3 separate regions of the Mus musculus genome follow, and regions 2 and 3 are each linked to region 1. Evidence: chromatin loops called from intact Hi-C (ENCODE). Cell type or tissue: left cerebral cortex. All regions are shown on one strand.

The links. Hi-C counts contacts between places; a loop is a spot of excess contacts. Peaks named below come from ENCODE experiments on the same cell type or tissue, not always from the same donor. Only the 100,000 strongest peaks of a DNase experiment are listed, where the experiment ranks them.
Region 2: it touches region 1 in a loop (2.6-fold over the local background); 6 of 42 quality-filtered maps call a loop at or near these places.
Region 3: it touches region 1 in a loop (2.0-fold over the local background); 21 of 42 quality-filtered maps call a loop at or near these places.

What each region holds. Positions count from the first base shown.
Region 1 is chr14:64,946,938-64,951,937 of GRCm38, reverse strand. Hmbox1 (homeobox containing 1) reads left to right here and starts at 2,081. Exons shown (of 10, transcript NM_177338.6): 1 at 2,081-2,361. Ints9 (integrator complex subunit 9) reads right to left here and starts at 1,645. Exons shown (of 17, transcript NM_153414.5): 1 at 1,571-1,645. The coding sequence starts at 1,579. In left cerebral cortex, a CTCF peak has its summit at 1,970; DNase peaks (open chromatin) are centred at 1,888, 2,853 and 3,090; H3K4me3 peaks cover 3,226 bases; H3K27ac peaks cover 2,515 bases.
Region 2 is chr14:64,649,453-64,654,452 of GRCm38, reverse strand. It overlaps Kif13b (kinesin family member 13B), which reads right to left and starts at 1,912. Exons shown (of 40, transcript NM_001081177.2): 1 at 1,797-1,912. The coding sequence starts at 1,851. In left cerebral cortex, no CTCF peak of the experiment used is centred here; DNase peaks (open chromatin) are centred at 1,275, 1,706 and 2,021; H3K4me3 peaks cover 2,485 bases; H3K27ac peaks cover 1,604 bases.
Region 3 is chr14:64,874,516-64,879,515 of GRCm38, reverse strand. All of the region lies in intron 4 of Hmbox1 (homeobox containing 1), which reads left to right. Among named protein-coding and RNA genes, the nearest start is that of Hmbox1, 73 kb to the left of the region's middle. In left cerebral cortex, a CTCF peak has its summit at 2,912 (motif pointing left); a DNase peak (open chromatin) is centred at 2,921.

The sequences.
Region 1 (5,000 bases):
TCCTAGGCAACCATGCTGCCACTGACATAGATCCCTAGTCCCTATAATATACAAAACCCATAGCCAACCTCACATTTTTAAAGCAGTAAACAGAGCTAAAATGTAAGGACCTGAGAAAGTTTATTCAAACCCTTTGGTAGGCACAGCACACAAGTTTAACCTACTGAGAAACTATTTTGATATTCGGATAGTAATTATTGGATTAATTATTGGATCTACACTGTTTGAAAGGGAAGATAATAATTAGAATACTTCTTTTTCTTTTCTTTCTTTTTAATACTTCCTTTTCTTGATTTCTTTTTCTCTCTCTTTTCTTTATCTTTCTTTCTTTCTTTTTTTGAGACAGGATTTCTCAGTATAACTTCCCTGGCTATCCTAGAACTCAGAGGTCTGCCTGCCTCTGCCTCCTGAGTGCTGGAATTAAAGGTGTGCCACATCTGGTTTCTTTTCGCCAGCTTTTGATTCTGAAAGGGAATGGCTAATTTTCCATTTGCTCCTTCCCTGCTTTAACCTCTGTGTATACGTTAAGCAAGAAGATTTTATGAGTAAAGCAAAAAGTACCTAAGTTCTGATACCCTCCCAAAGAAGTTGTTCTGAGAGGCCAGCCTGGGCTACAAAGAGAATTCCAGGACAGCTAGGGCTACACAGAGAAGCTCTATCTCAAAAAAACAGAAGAAGAGAAAAAAAAAAAAAAGTTGTTCTGGAATAAACGTTTCTGCATCGCTTCTCTCTTAAACAGAACATACCAAACACACTTCACTCTATTGAGGATATTTCTCTCCACGTAGCAATTAGGAAGATTCTACAGTAAGTTGGCAGTGAGAATGTAGGGAATAGGAGGGCGACGACAAGCATTTCACACCTGCGTTCAATTTCCTTATTACTCTATTACTTATTCCATTAAGCTTGAATAAAACAACTTGTTAGAACGGTGTGCTCAGAAAAATGGGGCAAAGCAAATATCTGAAAAGGCCACCTGTCAGCTTAGTGTTTTGCCACACAGTTACTTCTTCAGGAGGCATGTTTTATCTAGAGCTGTTTATTTCAAGCAGGCTTTAGACGGGAATCCTTCAAGGGCACCACCCTTTAGCATCTCTTTCTTGTAATTCGAACTGCAGTTAGGAGTAACAGGACATTTAGACCTTCTGTCTGATCGCTCCTACTTTCTGTTCAGATCGGAATCCAGCCTCGCAATATCAGTAGGAGTCCACTCAAGTGCTCATTAAGTGGAAAGTGGTTGATGATCTATTATAGCTCTCAGGTGCAGGCTGAGAAACATGACCAAACCAAAGTTTTGGAGCCTATCTTTAGCCCAAGGGTGAAGAAATGTAACATACAACCTCACGTGCGGCCAAAGGGATCTGCCAAACAGTAATGAAGACCTCCTGACAGATGCAGGAGCTGTGGGATGTGAGCAAGCGGGAATTCAAATCCCAATCGCAAAACCCAGCTCACTTTATAATTTTTAAGTGCTGACCTCCCTCCGTGATAAATCATGGTGGAGGCGACAGACTCCAAAGATATATAGCATTCATTACCTTTGCCCTCTGACTTAGTAGTGGAAACTCACCAGTTTCATATCGGACTTTTGGTTGTTCAGTACCAGTCTCTTCACTTCTAAAGACAGGGAAGGATCTTCCGGTTTAATCTCTATAGCCCAGAGCATCGCGGGACTTGGAGTCTTCACTCCTTAAGCATTTTCCAGAGCCTCACGGGAAATGTAGTTTTACTGCAGGTATCATGGGCACTGTGGGCGTCTTTCCTTTTCCTCCCTTTTCTCTCTAATCACCTCCTTCCGTCCGCTCAAATTCATCGCCGCCGCCAATTCATCCTTCCTTTCCATCCCAGCATGATATCATGTCCCTCATCTGGGTCTAGCATCCATGGTATTCTGGGATGTGTAGTCCGCACGATTTCAGCTCCCAGCTCCCCTCCTCCCTGTGGGAAGGCGTATGGGCGCAGTGCCTGCTGGAAGCTGTAGTTCCCTAGGGCCTCAGACCCTCAACTCTGCACTTTTCCTCTAGGGAACCGGAAACTACAACTCCCAGGGATGCCCAGCGGCAGCAGGTGGGAGCGGGGCTGTTGCTATCAATATGGCGGTTGTCAGCCAGACAAAGACAGTCAGTCTGATGTGATTGAGACAAGGGAGGTTTTCAGGGGGAGACTGGGAGATAGGGGCCTCCCCTCCCCCCTAGGCTCTTCCTGCGCGGGCCTGGAGCCCTCCTCAGCCCCTCCCGCAGGGCGCCCCGCGGTGAAGATCCCCTCCCCCTCCCGCCTTCCTCCTCCCTCCCTCAGCCTTGCACTGGGACGCTGGGGAGGGGGCTGAGCAGGGTGCAGAGAACTCTCAGCTGGATTTCCAAGGTGAGTGGGGTCGTTTGCAAGCTGGACTGCCTCAAGTCTCTTTTCCTCACTTCTCTCATTACTTTAAGGAAAAAAAAATGTCGAGATGTTTGGGGGGGAGAGAAAGTGAGTAGGCGCCACAGATGGGTCTCTGGAGTAGCCAGGTTGAGCATAGGGGAGCAAGTAGGGGTACTTCCGAGGGGGCGGCCGTGCGCGGGCTGTGGGGTGGGGCAGTTTGTGAGGGGCGGGCGTGGAGAGGCGTCGATGGCTTCCCAACTTCTCTCTGGTCTTCAGGACCGGCGGAAGGTTTGAATCCTGGAGTTGGGGGGTCTTCCTGCTTGGGAGTTTGAGAAACTGTAAGGTGGTTTCGAGGTGTGCTGGTTTGTTTGGGGAGTGTCTCGCTGTGTTTTAAACTGTGACGTGTACTTGGGTGCTGCGATCGTCTTGAAGGAATGTCTGTAGATGGTAAGTTAGATGGCTGGAGTCAGAGATAAGCGGCCTGGGCTTGGGAAGCACGCAGGAGTCCCGGGCTGGACTTTTGGTCCAAGGATCTTGTGCAGGGTTTGGGGGGGCTCAGTAACTCGTTAGTGTCTGGGCGCCCAGCTCACACTCGGTGCCCTACTCTGGGCCAGTCTCCACCCCAAACTCCCGGCAGGACTATATAGATGATGTGATGTGGAGATGCATCTTTGCCTCAAGTCGGCAGCTAAAGGTGGGAAAGGAAAAGTGTCTCTTAGTATTTTATTCCGGAACCGTGTTTGGGTTACACTATTGGGGCTACTTTGAAAGGAGTCCTCCACCCACCTTCACCCCGAAACAGTAAGTAGAGGTATCTTGTCATCTTCATGCTCAGTAGCTTGCCAGTTATTTAAAATTCGGGAACGTGGGGCTGGGAATCTCGAGTGCTAAATGCCATCCGCATCGCTGTCTTCTAATGAGACAGAACGTCTGCTCTGTATCCTGAGGTAGATAAGGCGACTTATTTTCGTAGTTGAAAAAACTGTTGGAAATTTTTTGCGGAGAAGAGGGTTGACTGTGCGCTGAAAGGCGCTGTGGTCTTTTTTTGTTTTTTGTTTTTTGTTTTTTGTTGTTTGTTTTGTTTTTTCTTCTACCCCACCCTGTTCTGTGTCACAAATGCTTGAAAACTGGTATGGAAGAGTGAGGAAGCATTGGGTGAGTGAAGCAAAGAATGCACTTAGCAGTAAAGATACACGCTTCGTAAAGTTGAATGATAAAAGTGATTGCTATTTTTATTTTTGTCTGAAGCTTAAAAAAACCCTCGTCTGTTATATAGGGTATAGTCACGTGCCCCTTTTTCTGGGGACCTGCAGATAATAGAAATCTTTGCCTTCTCTTTCCTATCTTTCCTTAGCTTCCTCTCTCCCCCACCCCCTTCCTTCCTTCCTTCCTTCCTTCCTTCCTTCCTTCCTTGGCACAGAACATTTCTCTTCCCGATGGACATAATACCTCCTGTACTTTTTTGCTTAGTTTGTGCTAATATGGGCTGTGCTTTTTGTGGTTTCACTATAAAATGCATCGTTAAGTGAAAAGGACCCGAATTTGTTGTTATTTTGCATTTATGCCACAAGTCATTATCACATCAGGTTTGCAGTGCTTTGCATTAAACTTATTAAAATTGCACGGCTAAGTTGCTGGATCTGGTTGTATTATGCTTATAAGTCAAGTTTGGGAAATTTTATTTTATTTTTCCATTTTCAATTAGGGTTGGAATGAAACATCTCTTGTTTCTCACAGTCTTGAATATTTAATGACATTACACCAGGAGAATTTAAGATCATACATTTTGTACTCCCTCAGTCCAAAATACATCTTCTTCAATCACTCTCTGTGATAATTTTGTGATATCATAGACTTTTAAATCACTAAAAGAATAATTGGCATTATTTCTATTTTGACTTGAGAATTTCATGTATTATGTGTTTGGTCAAGAATGTGTTAGTTCTTGAGTTCTTCTGTTAGCTATGGGCTTTTAGATTCCATAGCATCACACTGGGATTTATGGTAGTTTTAGTCTTTGATTTGAAATTTCTGCTGTTGATCATTCCCACAGATAAGGGGACTGTGTTTGCATGAAGTTGAGTGTTAAGTATGTGAATGGACCTAAATATAATTTTGTACACAGTGTGCTGTTCCAAGCTGAGCCTATGGTTTGTTGAAGACCAGGATTTTCAGAATTACTTGTTTGAGGCTTTATCTTAACCTGAAACATTATTTTTCAAAAACTGGAAGAAAATTCCATGTAACAACAAAATAGTTGTTTACTTGTAGTTTTCCAAAATGTATTCTAGTAGATATTGAATTTTTACATGTTTAATAATCATTTTAGATATGACAAACTAAAATGTTCCAACCTAGAAAAATGAGTGTTTTTCATCTACCCTTACCTTGAATCTTCTTCTTGTTTATTTTCATCAATGGAATTGTGAAGTTATTTATGGGAAAAACATTCGTTAAACTTTTTCTGACTAGTAGTCTGGAAATAATGGCTCCATGTACACTGAATCTTCCTTATATTCACTGGGCTGATTCTGTTGCATTTTGAGTACTGGGGCATTAAAATGATGTAAAGCCTTTACTGCAGACTAAAGCATAAAACACTCTCAGCATGTGGAAGTCATATGGTTTATGAAAAAACGGAG
Region 2 (5,000 bases), 300 kb after region 1:
GAGGCTGAGGGAGGAAGATGACTGCAAGTCCCAGGCCACCCTGGTCTACACAGAGACTGCCTCTAAATAAATGAAAAAAAAAAAAAAAATAGGACTGGGGAGATGCCTGGGTGGTTGGTTGAACTCAGATGGTTTAATGGATGAAAACCAAGTGAGGACCAGAGTTCAGATCCTTAGCACCTAAGTTTTAAAAAGAAAAGAAGGGTCAGGTGTTGTGGCGAATGCCTTTAATCCCAGCACCAAAGATCTGGGCAGAGGCAGGCATATTTCTATGAATCTGAGGCCAGCTTGGTCTACATAATGAGTTCCAGGGCTATGTACAGAGACCCAGTCTCAAAAATAGGAAAGAAAGAGAAAGGAAGGAATACAAGGAACAGCTAGAAATCATTCAACGAATATCTCAAAACTCTGAGCATTAGTAACAGCCACTGTCAGAATTACAAGCATAGCAAATTAAAGACAGTAGCTTCCTCCCAGTAAGAGAAAACAAGGAAGAGTCCGGCTCTAACTATCTGTGCCAAACCCTGCTGTGGTGGCTGGTTAGAGGCCTCCTTCAGCACTGACATTTCCAAGGGTTTTGCAAAAAGGAAATTTTAAGAATGTGCTGAACCCTTCCTTTCCGAATCATTCCCAGATATGTCGGATTTCATTTGGCTGTTTTCTTTTTTTCTTTAGTTTTTTTTTAATCGCAGTAATGATCACAATGAGGTGAAGTGATCTAAAATAAAGATGTCTGGATACTCAAAAAATGGGAGAACTGAAAACTTTCAGACTTCTAAGCTACTCACTCTGTTTTGTGAGAACCTGGATGTTAGGAGGCAATGAGCTGAGAGCTTAAAAAGTTCCGTCTTCAGGGGAAAAGCTTGCCTCATAGACTTCAGCAGGTTCAAGTAGGCAAACCAACGACAAGAAAACAGAGACACCAAGTTCCCAAGGAACAACCAACCAGAGAAATCTTTGTTAACTTTTACACCTACTTACCTCAATACATACACAAAAGGGCAAGGAGACAGAAAAACTATTTCCTACACACTAGACTTTAAACACAGTAAAACAAACTAGAAACCTTGGAAAATGACTCCTGCACTTAATAATGGCTCTAGCTAGTCAGTAGTCTAAATCAATTAGCAGCAATTCCATCTCCCGGGAGCGCGGCAGCAACCTCAATAACAAGACTTGTCTAGAAAGTGTTTTCAAACACATCACCTCATTTTAAGTACCCTGCCCAGTCACCCTCTGGTGAAGCTACAGAGGCAAAAAGCAGCTACTCCCCGGATTCAAGTTGGGCTTCAGTCTTTCCAACTTGGATAGATGATTTACGTGTCCTGGGTTTATCTACTTTCTCTACCCTCCCTACAGACTTCAGAGCATGTCTGAAAGATACAATTTCCCAAGAATCTTGGCACTGAGACTATTTATTGTTGAGATGATGACTATCACTTCAAGCAAAAGGAAAAAAAGGAAACCTCTCGACAGTCATAAACCAGAAAAGAACTAAGAAGGCATGCATGTCCTTCCTTTTCTGCAAACAGCCACAAGGTGCAGGTTCAAGGGAGAACGTGGAAAATCGAAAAGTAGGGCTGTCCGCCCTAAGAGCTGCGTACACAGGAGGACTGCGAGGCCGGAGCTGCCCCAGGCCTGGAGAGCTCGGTGACAGCTGGCGGGGCGGAGGGCTGAGGGCCCGACCGCGCCGTCGAGGGCGCACGCGCGCTGAAGGGAGCCCGCCGAGACCCCCGGGACGCCGAAGCTCTACCACCACAGGCACCTGTCGCCCCCGGCCCGGGACAAGCGCTCACCTCGTCGGTTCATTGGCCGGACCCGTACCGCCACTTTCACTTTGGAGTCTCCCATCGTGCTACCGCCGGGGTTCTCACTGCACCTCCGTCTACCTCGGCCACCGGACAAACTCTCCGAGGCCAACCCGGCGGGCGGGGGCTGTGGGGGAAAAGGGGGCGGGACCGACGAGGGGCGAGGACCGGTGCGTCCCGGGGCATGCTGGGATGTGTAGTTCCCACAAGTCAGGCCGAGGCGCTGGCGGGAAAATTCGCGCGCCGCTCTCTGGAACTTGTAGTCATCTGTCGCCGTTTTACAATTGTGCCGCTGTTCCTGTACCTCCCTCTCCTTTCTTTTCCTTCTCTTTCTTTACTTCTTCCTCTCTCTTCCTTCCTTCCTATCTGTTGCAGGATTTTCCCTGTCCATCCCGCAACACCTAACTTCTCTTTTGTGTGCGTGTGGAGAGTTTTCTGGACATTAAAATTAGCACTTTATGAATGGTAGGCAAGCGCTCTATCCTTGAGTTATATTCCCAGCCTTCCTTTTATTATTTTTTGAGATAATAAAAGTAGAGATAGTTTATTAAGAAAGAGAAAGCCAACTGGCCATGGTGTCACAGGCCTTTAACCCCAGCACTTGGGAAGCAAAAATAGGCTGATCGCTGTTGAGTTTGAGGCCAGTCTGGTCTATAGCATGAGATCCAGTATAGCCAGGAATATAAAGAGAAACCCTGTCTCAAAAAAAGAAAAAAGAAAAAGAAAGAAAGAAAAGGCACTTCTAAGAATAGGAATGGGCTAGTGAGCTGGGAAAATACATACACTGCCTTGTTGGTGCTGGGCCTTTCCCCTTCTGTGTAATGTACTTGTTATTTATTTATTTATTTATTGGATGTGTGTGTGTGTGTACACATGTGGGAGCATGTGTCAAAAGACAACTTTCAAGAGTCAGTTCTCTCCTTCTATCTACCCTGTGGGTCCTAGGGATGGAATTCAGTTATCTGGCTAGCAAGCCAGAACATTTACCCACTGAACCATCTCAATGGCCCTGTTTGGAGTTTTGTTATAGTTTTTCATTGGATGGGTGGGGTTTTTGGGGTTTGTTTTGTTTTGTTTTTTTACTTCTTTTTCTCTTCTTTTTTTATGTTTATGGATGTTTGCCTGAATGTATATCTGTATGCCTGTGCTGAATTCAGAAGAGGGCATCCGATCCCCTGGACCTAGAATTACAGAGAGTTGCGAGCCACCACATAGGGGCAGAGAATAGAGCCCAGTGAGCCAGCTCTCCAGCCCCTGTGCTTTGGGTTTTGATAGAGGTCCACATGAGTTGCTCAAATTAGCTTTTTACTTGCAATCTTCCTGTCTCACCCTCTCAAGTAGCTGGAATAACAGACCTGAGGCCTCTCTCGCCTGCCTCTGTATCTAGCCCTAGCTGGTCTGTAAACTCACTCAGTAGACAGACTGGTCTCCACTTCAGAGATCCATCTGCTTCTGCCTTCTAAGTGCTGGAGCTAAAGGTTTGCACCTCGCCTCACCTCGATTCTGCAGGACTCTTAAACTCTAGCAATCTGTATTGAGACTACGGTGTCCAAGAACTGACCCTTCATCTGAAAACCTCTTCCTCTCCTTTTTAAGACCTCTGGGTTTGATCCTTGATTTTGATGATTTTCTCTGACTGCCTTGTCCCCCTCTTGTTTCTTTACTGACTTATCCTTCAGGATAAATGGATGCATTCAACCTTGACCACAGCCTCTGCATCCTCTGAGTCATAACCTTGGGTTATGGAAACAAACTTAACTCAAATCCCACTCATTTGCCAACCTGTGGTCACGGTCAACTTATTTGGCCACTCAAATTTCATCTTTTTTAATGTGTAAAGTGGAGACCCTGTGTCACCCAACCTGCAGTGACATTTATCGTGTGAGTCAATGAAACCAAAGTGTAAATACTGTTTATCAGCCTCACAGAGACTGCTGGTTGGTGGTTTGTGCACCAAGTCTATCCTACAAACATGTTCTGTTTAGCCAACACAAAAGTCAGATTTGGGGTGCATTAATGACCCTTACTATATGTTAGTAACACTAAATCAAACAGGAATAGCACTGGACATACTATAATCCCAGCACTCAGCAAACCGAAGCAGGAAGATTGCCATAAATTGAGACGAGTCTAGGCTCCAAGCTCCTACCTCAGCCTCCCAACTACTGGGACTACAGATGTGAGCTTCAATGCCCAGCCCCACTCTAGCTTTTTAAACTGGGGCAGTGAGATAAGAAAAAAGAAGGTTAAGAAGTTTCAACAGGAAATTTTATTTACATGGAAATTCAGGACAAAGGCCCTGAGGAATTGTGGTTAGTCTCCCTTTGGACTCAAGGTCTCTTGATCCTCAGTGAAGATGCAGAAGATTCTTAAGGCCTGTAAGTCACCACCCAGCGACAGGTGAGAGAGGAAAGACAGCTAGCTGCAGGTTACAACCTGCAGCCTGGAGAGCCCCAGGGGCTCCACAGCCAGATAAACCGAAACTGGAGCTGTTCAAGTTAGCGTGCTGGGGGGCGGGGGGTGCAGTGGGTTGCCAAGAGGAGGGAAAGCCCTGGTTTCTGCCTAGTCACCTTGGAGGGGAATGGGAAGAGAAGAGAGAAAAAGCACTCTGTGCTTTTGTTTTGTAAATGGACAACCTTGGATGGGGTAGGTGTTCTGTAGAGGTTGAAAATAGATGTGAGATATTATCAGTTAACTGCGGCTAGGAGAGACTCATTTTACCCCCTGGATTTTGCAGATCTATCTAATCTGAGACTGACTTCTTGTTTTCTATTTGTTCCATTCATGTGGCAGTTTCTGATGCTGAGGGACTTTCCTTACTCCTTCTGTTTATTTCTTTCTTTTGAGGGGTTTGTTTGTTTTGCTTTTGAGACAGGGTCTCACTATGAAGCTCTGGCTGTCCTAGAACTCACTATGTCGACCAGGCTGACCTTATACTAACAGCAACCCATCTCCCAGCTGCTCCCAACTGCTAGGATTAAAGGGCTGCCTCACTATGCTCCCAGTCTGTTTCTTCATGGTCATCTTTGACCTGATGGTACTAACCGAATACCTACTTCATGCCAGCCGCTACCCTAAGCCCTTTACATCTCTGAGCCTGTTTAATTCTCACACAGACTGGATGGAGCAGTTAATGTTATTGCCTCTACACTGAGGATGTAAAGCAGAGTAACATTCAGGTGAAGCCATGCT
Region 3 (5,000 bases), 72 kb after region 1:
ATGATCACATTTATTAAGCAAAAGCTGTGGTTTACCATCTTCTAGATAGCTTAATTTTAACTGGCTGTTAATATTTACTACTTTGATGATTTTGCCTACCTTTTCAGTACAGTAAATGTTAACTAAACACTTATTTGATACATTGACTACAATGTCCATGTATCACAAAGATAAGGTTTCTACTTAGACACACACACACACACACACACACACACACACACACACACACACACGGGAGTAAATCATCAGATCCTTAATGCATGCTAGACAAGTGCTGTCCCAGAGTTATGGCAGTTCCAGTCTATAATTGATTGACTTTATTCTTTAAAATACAGCTCTTGTATTAGTAATATTTTCTTTTTTAAGTCCTCTAGTTTTAACCATGTAATTTATCCTACAGAAATGCTTTCTTATATCTTGAAGGATAATGGTATAATAATGTTTATTGTATGTGACATGGTAGCATAAAGCTGTGCATAACCTGTGTCCATCAGATGGAAGCTGTTAGGTAAATTATGACTCATTTGCATTATGTGTTACTGTCAGTCCAGAAACGAATAAGGCAACTCTGTTGTAAGCAGAGTGAGTAAGAGAGTTAGCTGGAGGGTATGGATACAAAATGACTTAATTCTTTTTCTTTTTTAATTTATATGACATGCATGAGTTCTGTGTTTTAGAACATAAAGCCCAGGCCCAATTTAATAAATATACGCACCATTACAAGTTTAAAAGAGTATGTCGTAGCACGAGTCAGTCTAAATCTCAGCTCTTTATGTACTGCCTGGTACCAGAATCACTGTGGTGGTTTGCATATGTGCGGCCCAGGAAGTGGCACTATTAGAAGGTGTGGCCCTGTTTGAGTAGGTGTGTCACTGTGGGTGTGGGCTTTAAGACCCTCATCCTAGCTGCCTGGAAGTTAGTGTTCTGCTAGCAGCCTTCAGATGAAGATGTAAAACTCTCAGTTCTGCCTGCACCATGCCTGCCTGGATGCTGCCATGCTCCCACCTTGATGATCATGGACTGAACCTCTGAACCTGTAAGCCAGCCCCAATTAAATGTTGTCCTTTATGATTCTTGCCTTGGTTATCGTGACTGTTCACAGCAGTAAGACGCTAACTAAGACAGTCGCAGTAAGATTTGTGTGGTTTGGGACAGTTGATACTGGCTTGGACGGATGCTCTGTTGCTGGTTTCTTGTGTATTGTTGTAGACTGGTACAGAATGTTGCCTTAGTTGACTTTCATTATTGAGTGAATTCTATTCTCCCAACTTAAATCCCACTTAGTTGTGGTATAATTTTTTTTAATATGTGGTTGGATTCAGTTTTCTGGTAATTTATTGAGGATTTTTACATATGCATTCATATGGGATATCAGGCCACGGTCCTCTTTGCTCTCAGTACCTTCATCTGGTCTGGTTATGGGCAGCACCGCTTTCATGGCTTGAGTTGGAAATAGTTGGTAATTTAGGTTTTTTCTCCTAGACTTTTGTTCACTTCACCTTGATTACAGATTTGGTTGAGATACCACTGTTCACAAGATTTCCTCATGGCCCTTTTTATGTCTGCAGAGATGAGCCCCAGCCTCACCAGTGAGTTCTTTTTCTTTTGGCTTGTGTGTCTAGCTGAAGGCGTACTTGCACCTGCAAGCTTCTGTCAAAGCACTGCCTTGGCCTCTCCATTGTGAAAGTTTATGATATGGCTTTTTTCTTACATCTCAAAGTTATTTTATAATTTCTTCCTTGGCTCATTGGCTAGGAAAGTATTGTTTAATTTCTCTGTGTTGTTGGGTTTCCCAGGGTTTTTCTCTGCTGTTTTCTTTTTCTCATTTAACTCAGTAGCTTCTACATTTTAGGCATGCACTCCACCACTGCTGCCTCCAGATGCCACTGATCCCATAGCAACTGGAGAAATAATCTGTTTATTCCTTCTGGAAATAGTGTCACCTTTTCTGGAGAGTGTTCCATGTACACTTCTCTGTAGTTTGAGGACTGAGGGACATGTCATTCTCTAAAGTAGAGTAAATGTCACCTTGGTAAACATGAGAGTGACACGTTTTCTGCATGTGCTGGGTAGAACGTTTGCTCGGCTTTGCTTCCTGTGCATGTGTTGTTTCCTTACTGTTCTCTAACTATTTTATTTCTGGAAAGTGGGGTACCTACAAGTGGTGTGTTAGTTTTATGAGTTTCTCCCTTCAGTTCTCATTAGGTTTTTGTTGCATGGAGTTTCCCCTCCCATAATTCCTCCCATTCCCCTGGACCTTCCCTTTCCCCCAAATCCACCCGCACACCCATCTCCCTAGAAAAAAGCAAGCCTCTGAGGGACATCAGCTGAACACAGCACAACAAGATATAGTAAGACCAGGCACAAACCAAGGTGGCAAGGCAACCCAGTAGGAGAAAAAGGGTTCTACGATCAGGCAAAATAGTCAGAGCTATCCCCCACTCTCATTGTCAGGAGTCCACCCTCAAAAACACCAAGCCAACCACCATAACCTAGATGGAGAAGACTTCATGTAGACCCATGCTGGTTCCACAATTGCCAATTCTGTCTCTATGAGCCCTGCTTAGTTCATTCTTTTGGGTTATCCTCTCCTGTGCTCTTGACCCCACTGGCTCTCACTGTGACTTCCCTTAAGCTCTCACTGTGACTTCCCTTAAGCTCTAAGAGGAGTGACCTAATGAAGACCTCCAACCTGGGCTGTCTCTTCACCTAATATCTAGCTGTGAATCTCTGTGGACGGCCCTTCAGCTGATGATGAGTGGACTTGGCACCAGTCTATGAGTATAGCAGACCATCATTAGGGATCATTTCATAGACAACCCCATACCCGCACTGCATTTGGTTCTACTCAGGTCTCTGGGTTATGCAACTTTTGGTTGCTGGTTATCCAGGCAGTGTCAGGCTTGGGCTCCCTCTTGTGGCATGGGCCTCAAATTAGACCAGTCATTGGTTAGACACTCCTACATGTTCTGCTCCATCACTGCCCTAGCACATTTTGTGAACAGGACAGATTGTAGGTCGAAGGTTTTGTGGCTAGGTTGGTATCCTAGTCCCACCACTGGAAGCCTTGCCTGCTTATAAACGATGTTCAGGCTCTATGTCCTCCATTAGTAGGAGTCCTTGTCAGGGACCACCTTGTATATTACAGAGGGTTTCAATTGCACTAGGTTTCTACATTACCCTGCAAATGCCTTCCTTTTCCAGTTTTCTCTCCCATGCTCTCTTCCTTTACCCTCACACTTGATCCTTCCTATTTCCATTCTGGCTTTCCCCTAGTCCACCTGCAAAATCTATTCTATTTCCTCTTCTCAGGAGATCCATGTTTACCCCCTTGAGCCTTCCCTGTTACTTAGCCTCTCTGGGTCTGTAGATTGTAGCATGATTATCCATTATTTACCAGCTAATATCCTCTTATAAATAAGCACAAACCATGTTTGTCTTTCTGGATCTGAGTTACCTCACTCAGGATAATTTCTTCTAATTCCATCCATTTGCCTGTAAATTTCATGTTGTCATTTCTTTTTAACTGATGAGTAATATTTTTACATTTTCTTCATTAGTTCTTCAGTTTAGGGACATCTATGCTGTTTCTAATTTTTGGCTATTATAAATAAACCCACTGTGAACATAGTTGAGCAAATGTCCTTGTGGTATGATGGAGCATCCTTTGGGTAACTGCCCAAAAGTAGCATAGCTGGATCTTGAAATAGATTGATTCTCATTTTCTGGAGGAACTGGCACATTGATTTCCATAGTGGCTTTACAAATTTGCACTTCACCAGCAATGGAGGAGTGTTCCCCTTGCTCCACATCCTCACCAGCATGAGCTGTCACGTGTGTTATTGATCTTAGACATTCTGACAGGTGTAAGATGGAATCTCAAAGTAGTTTTGATTTGCATTTTCCTGATGGCTAAGGATGTTGAACATTTCTTTTAAGCAGTTTCAGCCATTCACAATTCCTTTATTGAGAATTCTTTGTTAAGTCCTGTACCCTATTTTTTAATTGGATTATTTTGTTAGTTGATGTCTAGTTCCCAGAGTTCTTTTTGGTTAGTTTTGTTTTGTTCTTCAGACAGGGTTTTTCTGTGTAGTCCTGACTATCCTGGAACTCAAGTAGCAGGCCAGGCTGGCTTCAAACTCAACTGTTTGTGCCTCCACAGTGCTAGGATAAAAAATATGTGCCACCACGGCCAGCTGAGTTATTTATAATTTTGTATATTAGCCTTCTATCAGATGTGGATGGTGAAAATCTTTTCCCTTTCTGTAGGCTGCCATTTTGCCCTATTGATGGTGTCATTTGTCTTACACAAGCTTTTCAGTTTCATGAGGTCCCATTTATTAATTGTTGATCTTCATGCCTGTTTTATTGGTGTTCTGTTTAAGAAGTTGTCTCCTGTGCCAGTGTGTTCAAAACTATTATTTCCCACTTTTCTCTTGTATTGGCTCAGTGTGTCTAGTGTTATATTGAGGTCTTTGATCCACTTGGACTTGAATTTTGAGCAGTGTGATAAATATGGTTCTATTTGCATTCTTATACAGTCAACATCCAGCTATACCAGCACTGTTTGTTGAAGATGTTTTCTTTTTTCCATTTTGTATTTCTGGCTTTTTTTTTTAAATTAAAAATCAGGTGTCCATAGGTATGTGGGTTTATTACTGGGTCTTCTATTCAAGTCCATTGGTCAATGTGTCTGTTTTTATGCCAATACCATTTGGTTTTTATTACTATGTCTCTGTAATAACGGCTTGAAATGAATATAACCAGAAGTTCTTTTATTGTTGAGGATTGTTTTAATCCTTGGCTTTTTGTTTTTCCTTATGAAGATGAGAATTGTCCTTTCAAAGTCTATAAAGAAGTGTGATGGAATTTAGATGCTTATGTTTAATCTGTTGATTGCTTTTAGTAGGATGTCCATTTTTATTATGTTAATTCTACTCATCTATGAGCATGGGAGATTTTTCCATCTTCTGATATCTTCCTCAATTTTTTTCTTCAGA